2 separate regions of the Mus musculus genome follow, and region 2 is linked to region 1. The links are chromatin loops, found by intact Hi-C in ENCODE. Cell type or tissue: heart. All regions are shown on one strand.

What was found. Peaks named below come from ENCODE experiments on the same cell type or tissue, not always from the same donor. Only the 100,000 strongest peaks of a DNase experiment are listed, where the experiment ranks them.
Region 2: a loop joins it to region 1, with 2.0 times the contacts of the local background. A loop is called at or near these places in 8 of 42 quality-filtered maps.

What each region holds. Positions count from the first base shown.
Region 1 is chr5:148,948,579-148,956,578 of GRCm38, forward strand. It overlaps 8430423G03Rik (RIKEN cDNA 8430423G03 gene), which reads left to right and starts at 1,672. Exons shown (of 3, transcript NR_040686.1): 1 at 1,672-1,810; 2 at 2,082-2,255; 3 at 2,755-3,080. It overlaps Gm15411 (a long non-coding RNA gene), which reads right to left. Exons shown (of 5, transcript XR_868721.2): 5 at 5,163-6,623. It overlaps Gm52833 (a long non-coding RNA gene), which reads left to right and starts at 7,216. Exons shown (of 3, transcript XR_003956018.1): 1 at 7,216-7,534. It overlaps LOC108169085 (a long non-coding RNA gene), which reads right to left and starts at 4,618. Exons shown (of 2, transcript XR_001785025.1): 1 at 4,383-4,618; 2 at 1-430. In heart, CTCF peaks have their summits at 4,072 (motif pointing left) and 5,251 (motif pointing right); DNase peaks (open chromatin) are centred at 1,703 and 4,733; H3K27ac peaks cover 319 bases.
Region 2 is chr5:149,027,220-149,035,219 of GRCm38, forward strand. No RefSeq gene overlaps it. Among named protein-coding and RNA genes, the nearest start is that of Gm15411, 15 kb to the left of the region's middle. In heart, a CTCF peak has its summit at 359 (motif pointing left); a DNase peak (open chromatin) is centred at 4,302; H3K4me3 peaks cover 892 bases; H3K27ac peaks cover 1,757 bases.

The sequences.
Region 1 (8,000 bases):
AGACCTCCGGCTAACACACTCTCCTTTCTTCCAAACTCATTAGAAGGTGACATCTTCATTACACAGAGGACTCTCGCCACATCACCACCACTCAGGCATAAATCCTGAGATGGTCTCTGCGTCTCCTCCTCTGGCCTCTAATTACAGTTCGGCTGCTTCTTCTCTGGCTTCCCGTGTTGCTGTGAGTGAGCTGCAGTGTGTGTGGTGGGTAAGCCCTTTGAGCGAGCCCTGGCGGCCTGAACCTGGGTGGCATCCTGACCTTGGCGTGGATGTCAGCCCCATGCCTTGGTTTCCTGAGATGTAGGATGAGTGAGACAGTAACCCCAGCCTCTCCGAGCTGTTAGAATGAAAGCAATCAGAGGTGTCCCCTCCACAGCTGGAAGTCAGCAAGTGTCTGCTCTCCTTACCACCGCGCTGTTTCTTTTAGCACCTATAAAAATAACATGTTAAAGGAAAGGGTTTTTTTTTTAAAGTATATGTTTGGTCTAATAAAAGACTGTTTTCAGATTTGCAAATATATTTATGTGGAAAGACAGGTTCTTAGTTAAACATTCAAGATATCCATTTTTAAAAAATGTCCAACCCTAGAATCCAAATATTATTCCACAGCATCTTCCCGCACCTAAAGCAGTTTATATTTTGCTTGAGAGACTGGACATAGACCTGAAGAAACACTGGACAAAAATGCAAACCAAGCTTGGCATGCTAGCAAATTCGGTACCCAGGAGACTGAGGCAGGAAGATTTCAAAGTTGAGGGCAGCCTGAGATACACAAGGAGACCCTGTACAAACACACACATATGCAGGAATGCGCATGCCCGTTACTCAAGACACACGTCATGCCTGTAGACTATAAGAATTATAAAAACTACAAAGGAGAAAAATCTTGTATTCTAATCCACAGAGGCCCGAGAGTGGCGGTTACAGGTGGCTGTGAGCCACCATGCGAGTGCTGGGAACCAAACTTGGGGCCTCTACAAGAGCAGGAAGTGCTCCTAACCACTGAGCCATTTCTCCAGCCCCAAGGCTGAGCTTTTTATGAAATGCAATTCTGCTTGTAAAGTTACAGTCGTCGCATTTGACTGACGTGAGCGCAAGTCAACCGACCCAAGATACAAAAACACTGGCTCAGGATCTGGGGGATAGATAAACTGTAGATCAAACGTGTTTGATCCTCATGACTACAGAGACAAAATAATAAGTAACTTTTTAAAAACATATACAATGTTTCCTAGTTTTGTTCTCCAGGTGGCTGTGGCAGATCACTCCTGAGCCCCACCATTCGCCACTGTTTCTTTTTAGTTCAATCTAAATGGTTCCCCCGCAGGCAGGGCTTGCCCCATGGTAGGGTGCTGCCTCCCCGTAGCTTCAGGCCCATCACACAGTTTCTTGGCTGGCTGAACTGTTGGAAGTACTAAAGAAAGCAACAAATTGAAGAAGAAGCGAGCCTTGTTCTAAGTTGAGAACCCCAAACATAACACATAGAAATCACTACAAAACACGACAGCTGTAAGTGGTTGGGGAAAATCGACTCCTCAAGCAACCAGGCTAAGAGGCAGCGAACGGACTCCCTCCAACTGAAGTGAAATACCACACTGATTACTTCCTTACGATTCGCCATCCATCCTGGGCTTCCTGTTGTAAAAAGCCCCGCCACCCTCCTCAGTGAGCAATAGACCACACATTCCACAGCCACGACGTTTATTTCCTCTCGGTTACATGCTACCCTGTGGGACGACCAGTTACATTCTCTGGCCAAAAAGAAGAGGGGAGCCACGGGACATCCCCCAGCTGTCACGACTCAGAAAAGGTTTGCTTTTTCTCGCCTTCACCAGGGACAGAGGAGGACTCAATGGCGTGGGCTCTTTCCTCCATAACTCTCAAGTTTGGCAAGATCAGGGATCCAATATAGGCTGGTACTGATCCCTCCGTTCTTGCTTTCTATCAGAACACCGGTTTCATTCAGCAGGGGCGACGCTCCTGCTCGCACATGACCATTGTAGCTAAGAGAGGCCATGTGTCCCGATGCCGGCCAGTCCGGTCTGTAGATTTCTAGGCCCCGTTTTGTCTTTCTGTTTCAGGGAGTTCTCTTTCCTTATTTCCTCTTACTGTGTGGACTGAGGAGTTGGCTGTGGAACAGAGCAAGGAGCCCAAGGACCAGGAGGAGATAAGACCGTCAATAAAAAGCTTCCTGATGAACACCACGCCAAGGAAGAAAGATGCCTTCCAAGATCACTGGGGTCTCCAGGGCCCAGGTTTTGACCCTAAAAAAATTCCTGTAACAATTTTATGCCATGAAACTTTATTTTGTAAATGCATTTTTTTCCCCTCAATTACTTTGAGAGTCAGTTTAATGCGTTACATTGTGGCATTTTTGGTAATTTTGTGTAATTAATTATACTTTGTCTTCCTTCTCACTACTCTGCCCCATCTGACCCTGCTTACTGGCCTTTTCCTGGTCCCCTACTCCCCTCAAGTCCTCTCTCCTTTCATGTCCCTGAATTGTGTTATTTACACACACACATGCGTGCACACACACACATACACACATACACGTGCACTCGTACAATCTTGGCTTGGTCACTTGTTCCCCAGTTGGCCCACTGTTTAGTTTAGGCAAGAATTGTCAAGGAGATTTAAATGCCCTGGCCACATTGGGATGTGTGTGGTCTGGCAACATCCTCCCTCGACCACCCCCAATTGACACCTTTCTCCTCTCCAGATTCTGTGATTGTTCTTGTCTTCCATCTGCAGCCTTAGGTGAAACAGCCCGACCACCATGGATCTGACCAGCCCTCTGAGGAAAGAGATAGCCCTCCCATCTCCAGACTGAGGCCTACAGGGCTCCTCAGGACAGCCACTACCAGCACCATGGTGAAAACATAGAGGAGAAGCCCAGAAAGACTGAATTCTGAAACAGGCGAAGGGGCGAAGGGACTCATGGGAATTTTTTTTTTTTTTTTTTTTTGATTCTCTAAACCACCTAGTGTCTACCGCAGCCACCCACAACTGCCATTGGAGTGGGAAGGCAGCTACAAATAGTATCAACTGGGACAGAAATAAATGAACAGTCGACTGGTTCCAACGGACTCTATTAATGGACACTTTTTTTTTAGGTGTCATTTACTAGCATTCTTCTTTTGACTTTTTTTTTTTTAACACTTAAGAAAGGTAAATCTATTTTTAGCTCATGGGGCTAAACAGAAACAGAGGCCACAAGGCCAGACTTGCCCCTGTGACAGAAGTGCCAAGCCTTGGTCTTGGAGAGCCACTCACAGACACTGGAAAGGGGCTGAGGGAGGTGAGACCACACAGCCTTTCTGGAGGCTGACAGGCACTCGTGTGTTTGAATACACTTGGCCCATGGGAAGGGGCACTATTAGGAGACATGGCCTTGTTGGCGTAGAAATGGCCTTGTTAGAGGAAGTATGTCACTATGTAGGAGGACTTTGAGGTCTCCTAGTGCTCCACCCAGTGCAGAAGAGAGCCTCGTCCTGGCTGCCTTTGGATCAAGGTGTAGGACTCTCAGCACCAAGTCGGCCTGCACTAGCTCTGCCTTCCACCATGATGATAATAAACTAAACCTCTGAAACTATAAGCCAGCCCCACTAAAGTGAGTTGCCTTGGTCGTGGTGTCTCTTCACAGCAATAAAACCCTAAGACATGAGAGCAAACTGGGCCCGCATCCTTACTGGAAGCTGCCAAATAGAGGGTGATTCTCACAATCGCAGAACCTATAACAAGAAGAGGAATCGTTTCCACTCTGAAAGCAAACAACAGGAGCTCTTTCAGGTCTAAGGATGGGCCACAGTAGTGAAGTGTTAATCTCATACACAAGCTCTAGATTTGATCCCTACCAACACAAGTTGTTTAAATGTTTTGTTTGAGAACTGGGTGTAGAGATATCAGATCCAGAACATAATGTACAAAATATTCAGTCTGGGAGCTGGGGAGATGGCTCAGTGGCTAAGAGCACATGTTGCTCTTGCAGAGGACCTAGGTTCAGCTCCAAGCACCAATACGATGTCTCACGACTCTAACTCCAGTTCCAGGGAATCTATCGCCCTCTTCTGGCCGCTGTGGGCACTGCATGCATATGGTGTTTAGACACACATGAGGTAAAACACATAAAAGAATAAAAATAATTAATTTTTTGGGGGGGGTGGTTTCGAGACAGGGTTTCTCTGTGTAGCCCTGGCTGTCCTGGAACTCACTTTGTAGACCAGGCTGGCCTCGAACTCAGAAATCTGCCTCCTGATTTTTTTTTTTTTTTTACTCCTGGGCCCTGGCTTCAATAATTGGTCTTATATTTTTAAAATTATGCTAGTGTTAGTATAATACTAAGAAAAATACGTTTTTCCCATTTCACTTCAGTCTCTGACCTGATGGACTGAGGAGGCTGCAGAATGTCTGTCCCAGGATCCTTAAGCTGTGGTCAACAGGCATCCACTCTGGAGGTCTGAGGTGCACCCAGCTCTCCTTAAGAGGCTCACTAGACCTTTCCTCCTCCCCCTCCATCCTTCCAGGGTAGAAGGGACAGATATGGAGGAGGGGTGGGGAGAGCAGAAGAACAACTCTCTTTTCCTCCTCTCCAGCAACAGACACGATTGAGATTAACCCCCCCCCCCCCAATTGCCGTGCAATCCCAGACACCCAGCCAAAGACATCCCCTTTGGCATGGCCTCTGCCTGCATAAGAGCAGTGCAGAGTCACAAGTCATGCTGGAGTGACTCCAGGCACTGGGGCGGCTGTGACCACACAGGGATGTTGGAAGAGGGAAAAGGTCATCCTAATGGGACAAGGAGTGTCTGGGAAAGGGCAAACATGGCGCTGGGCTTTTCCCTACACCCTGGCTGGGCTGACATGGGAAGGAGACACAGGTGGACTTCCAGTCACAGATCTCTCTCCGTTTTTTGCTCCACTTTATGCATCGTTGGCAAATTTGGCTGCAGACTTCAGCGCAGCTTACTCTGTCTTCTGAGATTTAGTTTCTACTTTAAACAGGCCACAAGCCAGGATGTGGTGATGCACGCGCAGGAGGCAGAGGCAGATCTCTGAGTTCGAGACCAGCCTAAACTACAGAGTGAGTTTAAGGACAGCCAGGGCTACATAGAGAAACCTTGCCTTAAAAAAAAACAAAACAACAACAACATTACATAGTGTATTTTTAAAATCATTTTATTTTGCACGTGTGGGTGCCTGCATGCATGCAGATATAACATTTAAGTGACTGGGGTCTGTGGAGACCAGAAGAGGGCATCAGAGCCCCTGGAACTAGAGTTACAGGTAGCTGTGGGCTGTCAGGTAAGTGTTGGGAACTGAACCTACGTCCTCTGCAAGAGCAGCCAGTGCTCTTAACCACTGAGCCATCTCTCTAATCCCATAGCTGATTTTTAGAAAACAAACAAACAAACACTTTTAAGGTCTATTTATTTATTTAAAATTATTTTATGTGTATGGATGTCTTCTCTGATTGTATATCTGTGTAGCAAGTATGTGCCTGGTCTACCCAGAGGCCAGAAGAGTGTGTTGGCTCCCTAGGGACTGGAGTTACAGATGGTTGTGAGCCACTAAGTGGGTGCTGGGAACTGAACCCAGGTCCTCAGGAAGAATGGCCAGTGCTCTTAATCACTGAGCCATCTCTCCAGCCCCATAACTGGACCTGGATAGACCCAGCACTTGGAGGGGCTGCTGAGGCAGGAGGATTACAAGTTTAAGACAAGCCTAGCCATGTGGTGAGACTCTCTCTCTCTCTCCCCTCACACACACACACACACACACACAAAAGCAGGGAGTAGAGGAGAGAATTTTCTATTTTTAAGAAAGAGTGCCTTCCGTGATATTTATCCTTCCTACAGCATAAAGCAGTTTGCAGTCCTGTGGTACACTTTGTGCCCTGTCACTGTCAGACAGTGACTCAGCAGAGCAGCTCAGGCCACGGTCTGCAGGCTGAGCAGAGTCTCTGGCTCCTGCTTCCGTCTGCCAAGCATGGACAGAACCACAAGGCGAGAGGTTGCTCTTCATCCCCACTGACCGGAACAAGATTTCTACGCATTTCTTTTTATGCAGGATTTCTTTTCTTCTTTTTACGGTACTGGGAATTATGAAGCAAATGAAGAAAAGACATCAATTTTCATCGCCATCACCTGGTCCCCGCCCCCAACAACCACACAAGTCGGCTTGATCCAGGGCTGTCTCCAGTTCTACAGACTATGAACTGTAGGAAGCTCAACCTCCTGCGGGCTTATGCTAAAGAGTGAAATGGAGTTTGGCTTCCAGCCTAGCTCCTTCGGCCTCCAGGCCTTGCTGGAGCCACTGTTCCACGAGGCCTGGCTTAAGCCTCGAGTTCAGCGCAGCCAAGTACTCTGCACGCACGCTGTCCCTCACCCGCTGCCTGCTCCCACGAAGCCTTCCCACTTCTCAGAATTATTGCTTTCCACTCTAATTCCACATTCCGTCTGGTCGACGCTGTGCAGTTCATCCTCATCCAATCTCACGTCGTGGTCCGATGCCTCCGGATGGCAGTGTTGGGGGACAGAGCCCCATCAGAGATGTCGCAGTCAGAGGTGCAGACCTCAGAAATTAAACTAGATTAGCTATTATTCTGGCTTGGTTGCCTGTGGCTGTGATCGGGAAAACAGAAACAGAAACCAAAAGCAAGTTAGGGAGGAAAGGGCTGATTTCATCCTTCATCTCCAAGATCACAGTCCAACCTCAAGGAAAGCTGGAACCTGGAAACAGAAGTTGAAGCAAAGACCATGGAGGGACACTGCTTACTGGCCACTCACCCACTTTTCCTCTATAGCCCAGGCCCTCCTGCCTAGGGATAGAACCGCCCACAGTAGAACAGGCCTTTCTATATCAATCAGTGATGTGTTTATAAAAAATAAAGAGAGGGGGGATATGTTTAGTGTATGTGTGGTGAGGTGTGGGGGAAGGGCTGCCTTAGCGGCCCATGCTGAGGCACCCCTTCCCCCTGAGGGACCAGCCACATGACAGTATAGTAGAGAGAATAGAGTTTATTCAGGGCATGGGGAGGGGAGTTAAGAAGGAAGTAGAGTAGAGAAGAGGAATAGAGGCTGGCCATGAGCACATGGGGGAGGGATGAGGGGAATGGGGAGGGGCGCGGAGCAGGAAGGCAAGAGCAAGAGAGTGGATGGGTCAAGCAGCCCCTTTTACAGTGAGTGAGGCCTACCTGGCTGTTGCCAGGTAACTGTGGGGGTGGAGCTTAGACAGAATGCTAACAATCAGCAACCAAGAAAATATTCTACATAAGCCGAGCCACAGACCAATCTGATGGGGCCAATCCCTTAGCTGAGATTCTCTCTCCCAGGCTGGTGTTGCGTGCGTTGACCTATACTAGCCTACAGAGGTACTGCCAAAACGTTGCCATTTCCTCGTCTTCACGGGCGGCTGGGTTGCCCATCTGCTTTTCCCACCATGGATGGAACGGACACAAATGTCTCACCCACAGTCAACAAAACCAACAAGATATCCTCGAACATCACAGTACACGTCTTCTTTGGCTTGGCTGGTTGGTTGTCCTTTTTCGTTTTGGGTTCGGGAGGGTTTTTTTTTTTTTTGTTTGTTTGTTTGTCTTTCAGGCAAGGTCTCCCACGTGTAGCCCAGGCTGGCCTTGTACTTCCGCTCCTCTTGTCTCAGCTTCCCCAGGGCTGGGATCATAGGGCATGTGTCGCCATGTCCAATCTGAACTTCCTTTATTTGCAAATCATGCGCAAAGAGAAACAGAGCAGACTCGGCAGCAGCAGCAGGGGTAATGTTTAACAGTATTTCGGGAGAATAGCAATGCAGGAAAATAAGAGCAGTTGTAAATGTAACTTTCATTCTCCTGATGCAATTGTCATCTCTGAGGCTTACTGCCTCTGCCTGCTCACCTAGGCCTGGTCCTGGGAGCTTCTGGCCTCCGCACAGTCTTCTCTAGTCCTAGAATGTGTATCAGCCTCTGAGACTTACTGCTGAATAAGCTTACCTTTTCAGGC
Region 2 (8,000 bases), 79 kb after region 1:
TTTGACACAAGCTGAAGTCATCTGAGAGGAGGGAACTCAAATGGGAAAACGCCTCTCTAGGCAAGCCTGCAGGGCAGGTTCTTAGTGACTGATGTGGGAGGGCCCAGTGCATTGTGGGTGATCCCTGGGCTGGTGGTCCTGGCTTCTATAAGCAGGCTGAGCAAGCCATGAGGAGCAAGGCAGTAAAGAGCGTCCCTCCATCACTCTCAAAGTAAATAAACTGGCTGGAGAGATGTCCCTACAGTTTACAAAAACAAAACAACAACAGCAAACCTTACTACTCTTACAGAGGACCGCTGTGTGGCCCCAGCACCCACATGAAGGCTTACAACTGCTTTAAACTAGTTCCACATGATCCAGCGCCCTCTTCTGGCCTCCTTAGGTAACTCATGCAGCCAGACACACTCGGGCACAGGCACATATATGTAAAATAAATATTTTTTAAAAAAAAATAATAAACCTGCCGTCGTGGTGTACGCCTTTAATCCCAGCACTTAGAAGCAGAGGCACGAGGATCTCTGTGAGCTTGAGGAGAAGCTAATCTACAGAGTGAGGTCCAAGCCAGCCAAGACTTCATAGTGAAACCTTTCAGGAGGAAGAAGAGGAGAAGGAGGAGGAGAAAGAGGAAGAAGGGAAAGAGAGAGAGAAAGAGAGAGAAAGAAGGAAGGAAGGAAAGAAGGAAAGAGAGAGAGAGAGAAAGAAAAGAAAAGAAAAGAGAGAGAGAAAGAAAGAAAGAAAGAAAGAAAGAAAGAAAGAAAGGAAGGAAGGAAGAAAGAGGGAGAACGACACTCTGGTAGTTTTGCACAAGGTCAAATCAAAGGTTATAGATGAACAGAAGAACAAGTCTTTATAACAATGAAATCGCCTTTAATCCCAGCACCCAGGAGGCAGAGGCAGATGGACCTCTCAAACTCAAGGCCAGTCTGATCTACAGAAAAAGTTCCAGGACAGTCAGGGCTGCATAATTAGACTTCACCTCAAAAAGCAAAGCAAAACAAAATTAACCCCCCAAATACAACAAGAATGTATGTAAGCTAATTATTATTAATAACTAATAATTATTATTATATAATCTGCTGATCCAGGGATTTGTCACAGACCACTGTGAATTATGTGATTCGACCCTCAGCCTTACCATCAAAACCTTAGGAAACTGTTATGACTGCTATGCCCATTTAACAGATGGGGAGGTTGAGGCACAGATAGCTGTGGACTTGCCTAAGAACCCCCAATAGCAAGTGGCCAAGGAAGAATGAGACAGGAGGTTGGCACTCCAAAGCCTGCAACGCGATCTTTGTAGTAAACAGTGGCTCTGACTCCAGCTTCTTTAGGTCTTTGGACTTCGTTATCTTATCTGTCGGGGGCACTGGCTTATCTCTCTCTCTCTCTCTCTCTCTCTCTCTCTCTCTCTCTCTCTCTCTCTCCCTCTCTCTCTTTTCCTGGTGACTTGCAGCACTTGTATGCTAGGAAGGGACCTAGAGGCAAAGTTTGAACTTGGAAGGAACATCTATTTGCTGAAGCATTTAAAATTTAACCGAAGGGTCTGAAGAGACAGCTCCTCTGTCTGAGAGCATCTGCTCCTCTCGCAGAGGATCCAGCTCTGGTCCCCAGCTCCTGCAACCACCTGCCACTCCAGTTCCAGGGGATCCACTGCCCTTTTCTCATCTCTCAGAGCCCCAGGCGTGCTTACCGGGCCCGTACACACAGAAATGCAGGCAAAACACTCATCACCCATAAAATAAAATACATAAATCTAAAAATGTGTTGGATTTAATTGGGACCAAACCAAATAAAATTTAATTAGAAAGAGTAGGACTATTATTGCACTTCATACCCTCTACAAACCTTATTTCAAAATATCGTCTAAAGTGTTGCTTCATAGATCTATATACATATAGAGTCTGTTTAAAAAAAAAAAAAAGAAAAGTAAAGGGTGTGGTTTTGCCTGGTGGTGGTGGAGCCTTTAATCCCAGGATTCTGGGGGCAAAGAATCCGAGCCTCTATGAATCTGAGGTCAGCCTGGTCTACAGAGCAAGATCCAGGACAGCCAGGACTACACAGAGAAACCCTGTGTACTGGCTGGTTTAGTGTGTCAACTTGACACAAGCTGGATTTATCACAGAGAAAGGAACTTTCATTGAGGAAATGCCTCCATGAGATCCAGCTGTAAGGCATTTTCTCAGTTAGTGATCAAGGGGGGAGGGCCCATTGTGGGTGGGGCCATCCCTGGGCTGGTGGTCTTGGTTCTATAAGTCAGCAAGCCAAGCAAGCCAGGGGAAGCAAGCCATTATGTAACATCCTTCCATGGCCTCTGCATCAGCTCCTGCTTCCTGACCTGCCTGAGTTCCAGTCCTGACTTCCTTTGGTGATGAACAGCAGTATGGAAGTGTAAACCGAATAAACCCTTTCCTCCCCAGCTTGCTTCTTGGTCATGATGTCTGTGCAGGAATAGAAACCCTGACTAAGACACCCTGTCTGGACAAACAAAACAAGACAACAAAACAAAACTATAAAAAGTGGGAGGGGGGATGTGGGGGGGGGGAGATTAGCCTCCTGTGACAAGGGTTAAAGGGTCCTTGCTTGTTTCTTATTTCTTCTCACAAAGCTGAAAGAGAAGCTAAAACTGACCACAGACACTCCCAAGCCAGTGGCCCAGCATCACAGAGCTGACCACCCAGAGTTTTCTACCCAATGGCAGCCTCAGGACAATAGCCCTTTGACACTCAGGCAGGCGGCCCCTAGCATCTTCAGGAACCAGGAGGAAGGAAGGGGTTAATTCCATCTTGCTCCTTACCAGGCTGGGCCAGGGGAACACAGCCAGCAAGCCTAGGTGAATGATGGTCCCAGAGGTGCTCCCTACTCTAGGCAGGACCCAGGAGGTGAGTGCTCCCGGAGAAACCAAGCATCTGCCTCTGACTTGCTGCCAGGAGCTGAAGACTTTAGCCCTAGACACTCACTCTATGAGACTCCCTCAGGCCAACTCTCCCATCTCAGCAGAGCCTACCAGGGACTGTGTGGGAACCTGGGCCCCATTTCCATCAGGGGCCTGGGTTTAGTGTCTGCAGCTGCTTCCTCCCCCTCCCCTTCTCCCCTCCTTCATCTCCTCCCCTCTTCCTTCCCCCTCCTCCTCCCCCCTCTTCCTCCATCACCACCACCACTTGTGTAGCTCTAACTGGCTTGGAACTCTCTCTGTATTACAGGCAGTCTTCTAACATGTAATCCTCCTGCCTCCGTCTTTCTGTTTATTTTTGAGACAAGTTCTTACTCTATAATCAGGGTAGCCTGGAACTCATTCTGTAGCTCAGGTTGGTCTTGAACTTGTGACAATCCTCCTGCCTCAGCTTCTCAAGTACTCGGTTGCAAGTGCCACCATGCCTGGCTCTATACTTTTTTGTTTGGTTGGTTTTCCTTTCTGAGACACGGTCTTGCTGTGCAGTTCAAGCTGGCTTCAAACCCACTATGTAGCCCAGGTTTGCCTTGAATTCCTGGTGGTCTTCCTGCCTCAGACTCCTAAGTGCTGGGCTTATAGGTGCACCTTCTACTCTTGGCTTACATTTTGTGTTTTATAAATCAGTCAGACATTCCTATACCCATGTTCTCCATTAGTGGGTCAAAATTAGTTTATGTCACTTCCAAAAAGACATCTATACAGAACGTGTAGAGGCCTTTTCTTTCCACCATTCACAAAATAACACAATATAACAGCTACATTCATAACATCTGCATTGTGGTCACCTAGAGGTGATTTAAAATATCCAGGAGGATGCATGTGTGTGTTCTGGGCAAACATCCATCATTTTATAGACAGAACTAGAACACCTGTGGATTTTTATATCTTTTGGGGAGGGCCTGAAATCAACACCCTAAAGGACTTAAGGGAGACTGGCCCTAGGAGAACAAGACTCTTATAACTGGCAGAAGACACAGGGAAGTGAGGAGAAATGGAGAAAGGCCTGAGGATGTGTCTCGGGGGTAGACTGCAAGGCCTTCGGTTCCTCTGACACAACTGGAGGGTGTGGGGTGGACTAGAGTCTATGATCCAGAAAAAGGACGGAGCCATCTATCAGGGGAAGGCTGAACGCCTGCACGCGGGTTGTGCTGTGCTCCGTGTTGTTAGCGGGCTTCCCCAGGCACTCGTGTTTCCTCTTCCCCCGGTGTCAGCAAAAGAGGTTTCTGCTGCTGCCGCCGACAGACTGGCCCGGGAGGCGGTCTCGCCCTTCTCTTCCCTGCGCTCCGTCAGCACCGCGCACAATGAGAAAATGAAAGCTACCCTTTTGCGCTGGTGCGCTGGTGCACTGGACTCCATCGCTGTGGCTGCTCGCTTACAGGGGGCATGCGGGAGGCCAGGGAGGCCTTGGCTCTAAAGCCGTGGCAGCCGCTGGCTCGCTGCCCGGGCAGCCACCTCCAACTGCAGCTGTCGCTGTTCTTTGCAACACCCCACATCCTGAGCTGGCTCCTGAGGCCTGCTCCTGGGAGAGCGTGAATACAACAGGGGAGAGTCCTGCGCAGAGTCTGTTCCTTCCTGGCCTGGGAAGGAGCTGGGGAAAGAAGTAACTAGACTTGAACCTGCAGGGTCTTGAAGGGATGGCGGCCGGGGGTCCTGCGCAGTTCAATGACCGGTTCTTGTCCAAACCACTGAAACAGTACTCAGACTGCTGGAAAAGTTTGAAAATGAACCAGCTCTCCCATGTCCTCCTCAGAATGGCCCCTTCAAACCGAGGACGCTCCCACCAGCCGCTTGCCTTATTATTTTCACTCTTTAGCATCGTCTAAACTTCTCTTTCTCAATGTGTTCCCCCCTTAATTGTGTGTTGAATTATCTGGTAGGTCGTAGACGCTTTGGATAGAAGACCGTTGGTCTCTTTTGCTCCAGGGCCAAGCCCAGTGTCTGGCCCATCTGTTAAAGGAATGAATGAGTAGGGCTGAGACAAGCTGCCTGCCCACTAATCCATCCGGTCTTTGGATTTTTCAACCTTCTGTTTGGACAAGGTGGGTTCATGTGCCTATTGAAAGGAACTGGTTATACTTGGGAGTGTAGAAATGTATCAGCTCCGAAGGGATGGCTCAGTGGACCCAGTTTCAGTTGCCAGTTCCCGCATGGTAGCTCACCACCTCCCATAACTCCAGTCTCCCATAACCTCTTCTGGTCACTGAGGTACCAGGCACATACATGCTACACATACACGCACATAGGCATGCATACATACATACATGCATGCATGCATACATACATACATACAGGTAAGAAACCCTTAAAATAAATTCATCGTGGAAAGAAAAGAAGAAATGCATCTTTGGGATGCAGCAGTTAGGAGTACTTGTTTTTCTTCCTGAGGACCCAAGTGCAGTTTCCAGAACCCACATCTGACTGCTCACTACTGCCTAGAGCCCCAGCGTCTAAGGATCTGACATCCTCTTCCGCACACACATAACCATAAGTAGAAAGTAAAGGACAGGGCTGGAGAGATGGCTCAGCGGTTAAGAGCATGGACTGCTTTTATAGAGGTCCTGAGTTCAATTCCCAGCAACCACATGTTAGCTTGCAACCATCTGTAATGGGGTCTGGTTGGTGCCCTCTTCTGGTGTGTCTGGTGTGTCAGAAGATAGCTACAGTGTACTTATAGTATATAAATAAAAATTAAGTAAAGAATAATGTGTCCTTTATAGCTTTATTATTATTATTATTATCATCATTATTATTATGACTGCTTTTGAGGCATGATCTTACTGCAGCCCAGCCTGGCCTTGAACTCTCAGGGATCTGCCTGCCCCTGAGTTCCTGGGTTAGGGTTCGAGTTTTAGGTTCTGCACCACACTTAGGCTCCCTCCCTCTGTGGATTATCTTCCCAACCTGCAGTGTGGGATTTGGATTACGAGTGCTTTCTTGTGATGATGTATGTCACTTGTCACCATTTAATGAGCTCTCATGTCATGAAGAGAAGGTAAATTATAGAGTATGTAGAGAGATTTATACTCAGTATAACCTTGAGCATACTAATTTAGAAGACCTCCACTTAAAACCTGGTTAGAATAAGAAACCTGAAACTCATTTGGCACAGTGACTGTGGCCCGCCGCTGACTCACTGGTGTAGTAGGTGAAACATGGGCTTTGAGAAAGACGAATGGATGATGTTAAAGAAACTTCCTGACAGGTTCGTGGAACTGAGGGCTTATTTCATTTTACTACATTTCCTTATTCAGCACTCTCGAGTTGGGGTATATATGTGTGCCTGTGTGTGTATGTGTTTGGGTGTGCATGTGTGTGTTCAGATGTGCATGTGTGTGTATGTGAATATACGTGTGTGTGTATGTGTGTATGTGTGTGTTTGGGTGTGCATGCCATGCCACAAGAGTGGAGGTCAGAGGACAACTTACAGAAACCCATTCTTTCCGTCGCTTTGTGGGTCCTGGGACCAAACTCAGGCTTAGTGGCAGACGTCTTTACCCATTGGCCTCTCGCAGCCTGGAAAGCTTTCTTTCTTTCTTTCTTTTCTTTTTTTTTTCTTTTTTTTTTTTTTTTGTCTGTGTCTATTTCTTCTTCTTCTTCTTCTTCTTCTTCTTCTTCTTCTTCTTCTTCTTCTTCTCCTTCTCCTCCTCCTCCTCCTCCCTCTCCCTCTTCATCCTCTCCCTCTCCTCCCTCTCTCTCCTCCTCCTCCTCTTCCTCTTCCCTCTCCCTCTTCTCCCTCTCCCTCTCCTCCCTCTCTCTTCTCCTCCTCCCCCTCTTCTTCCTCCTCTTTCTTCTTTCTCTCCTCCTCCTCCCTCTCCCCATTTCACTTCCCTTCTTCCTTTCCTTTCTTCCCTTTCTTTCCTCCCCTTTCATTTACCTCCCTCCTCTCGCCCCTCCATCACCCCCCTCCCCCATCCACTCTCAATTGCCCATTCTCCTAGCTTAGCCTCCCAGTTGCTGGAATGGCAGGTGTGTGCCAGGACTTTTGGCTGGAAGACATTAGCTCTGTAAGTGCCTCTCATTCTGGGACAGGTGAGCTATAGGATGCTGGCCTAGGTAGCCTGTGTGTGGCTCTGTGTAGTTCCAAGGTCCGTCTCGCCACTGGGGTATGTGAACTCTACTCAGGCAGATGAAATGGGAGGCATTAGGCTATGAATGTAGCCTAAGATGGGGACCCCAGCCCAGGTGAGAAAGAAGCAGGCTGAGGCCAAAGAGACTTAGGTTCCCAAATTCCAGTCGCCACTGGAAACCACATGGAGTTGGGAACAAGGAGAGCCACAAAGGCCTGTGATGAGCTGGAAGGGGGAAGTAGCAGGAGGGGGTGTCTCAAACTCCCAGACACCCAGACACTGGTGGGAAGTGCAAGGATTCTGAACAGATGGGGTCCTTGGGCTGGCAATGAGGAGCCTAGGAGTGGAGGGGACTCTTGGCCTTAGCTTGGGGGGGAGGGGGGGGAGCGAAGAGGAGCCTTCAGCAATGGTTCCGTATGACAAAGGCTTCTCCACGCAGCGGTTCTTGATGAGAGAGACCCCGTCCTTGCTTGTCCACGCTGTTTATTTAATTTTCATCTTGGGGAATGGGTGGATATCACTCAGAGATCCAATACCTTTTGCAGGAAGGAATGTCTGGGAAGGGAAGCTTATTGGTTAACCCTGGAGCGGCCCATCTAGATACCTCATTGGCTTGGAGGACTCTGTGCTACGTGACTAGTGATCATGATTCTCACGTGGGGTGCTGTGGTCATGTGCCCCAGGACAGGACCTGGGTCGGCAGATGAAACATGTACCCGGTCTCAGATATGAGAATACTGGGGTTTCTGAATTTTTTCTACCTTCCCAGTTTTTGTCTGATGACATGGTCCCACTTGCCACACAGCCCTGGGTTTGATTCCTCGCACCACCAAGAAAAGGGAAAAATTCTCTGAACACTAAACATGCTATACTTTTAAAAGTTCATCCAAAAAAAAAAAGGAAAAGACTGACCAAAGTGATCATGATTTCTAATACTGACGTCCACAGCTGCAGACACTGTGACAATATATCAGTGGACAGAG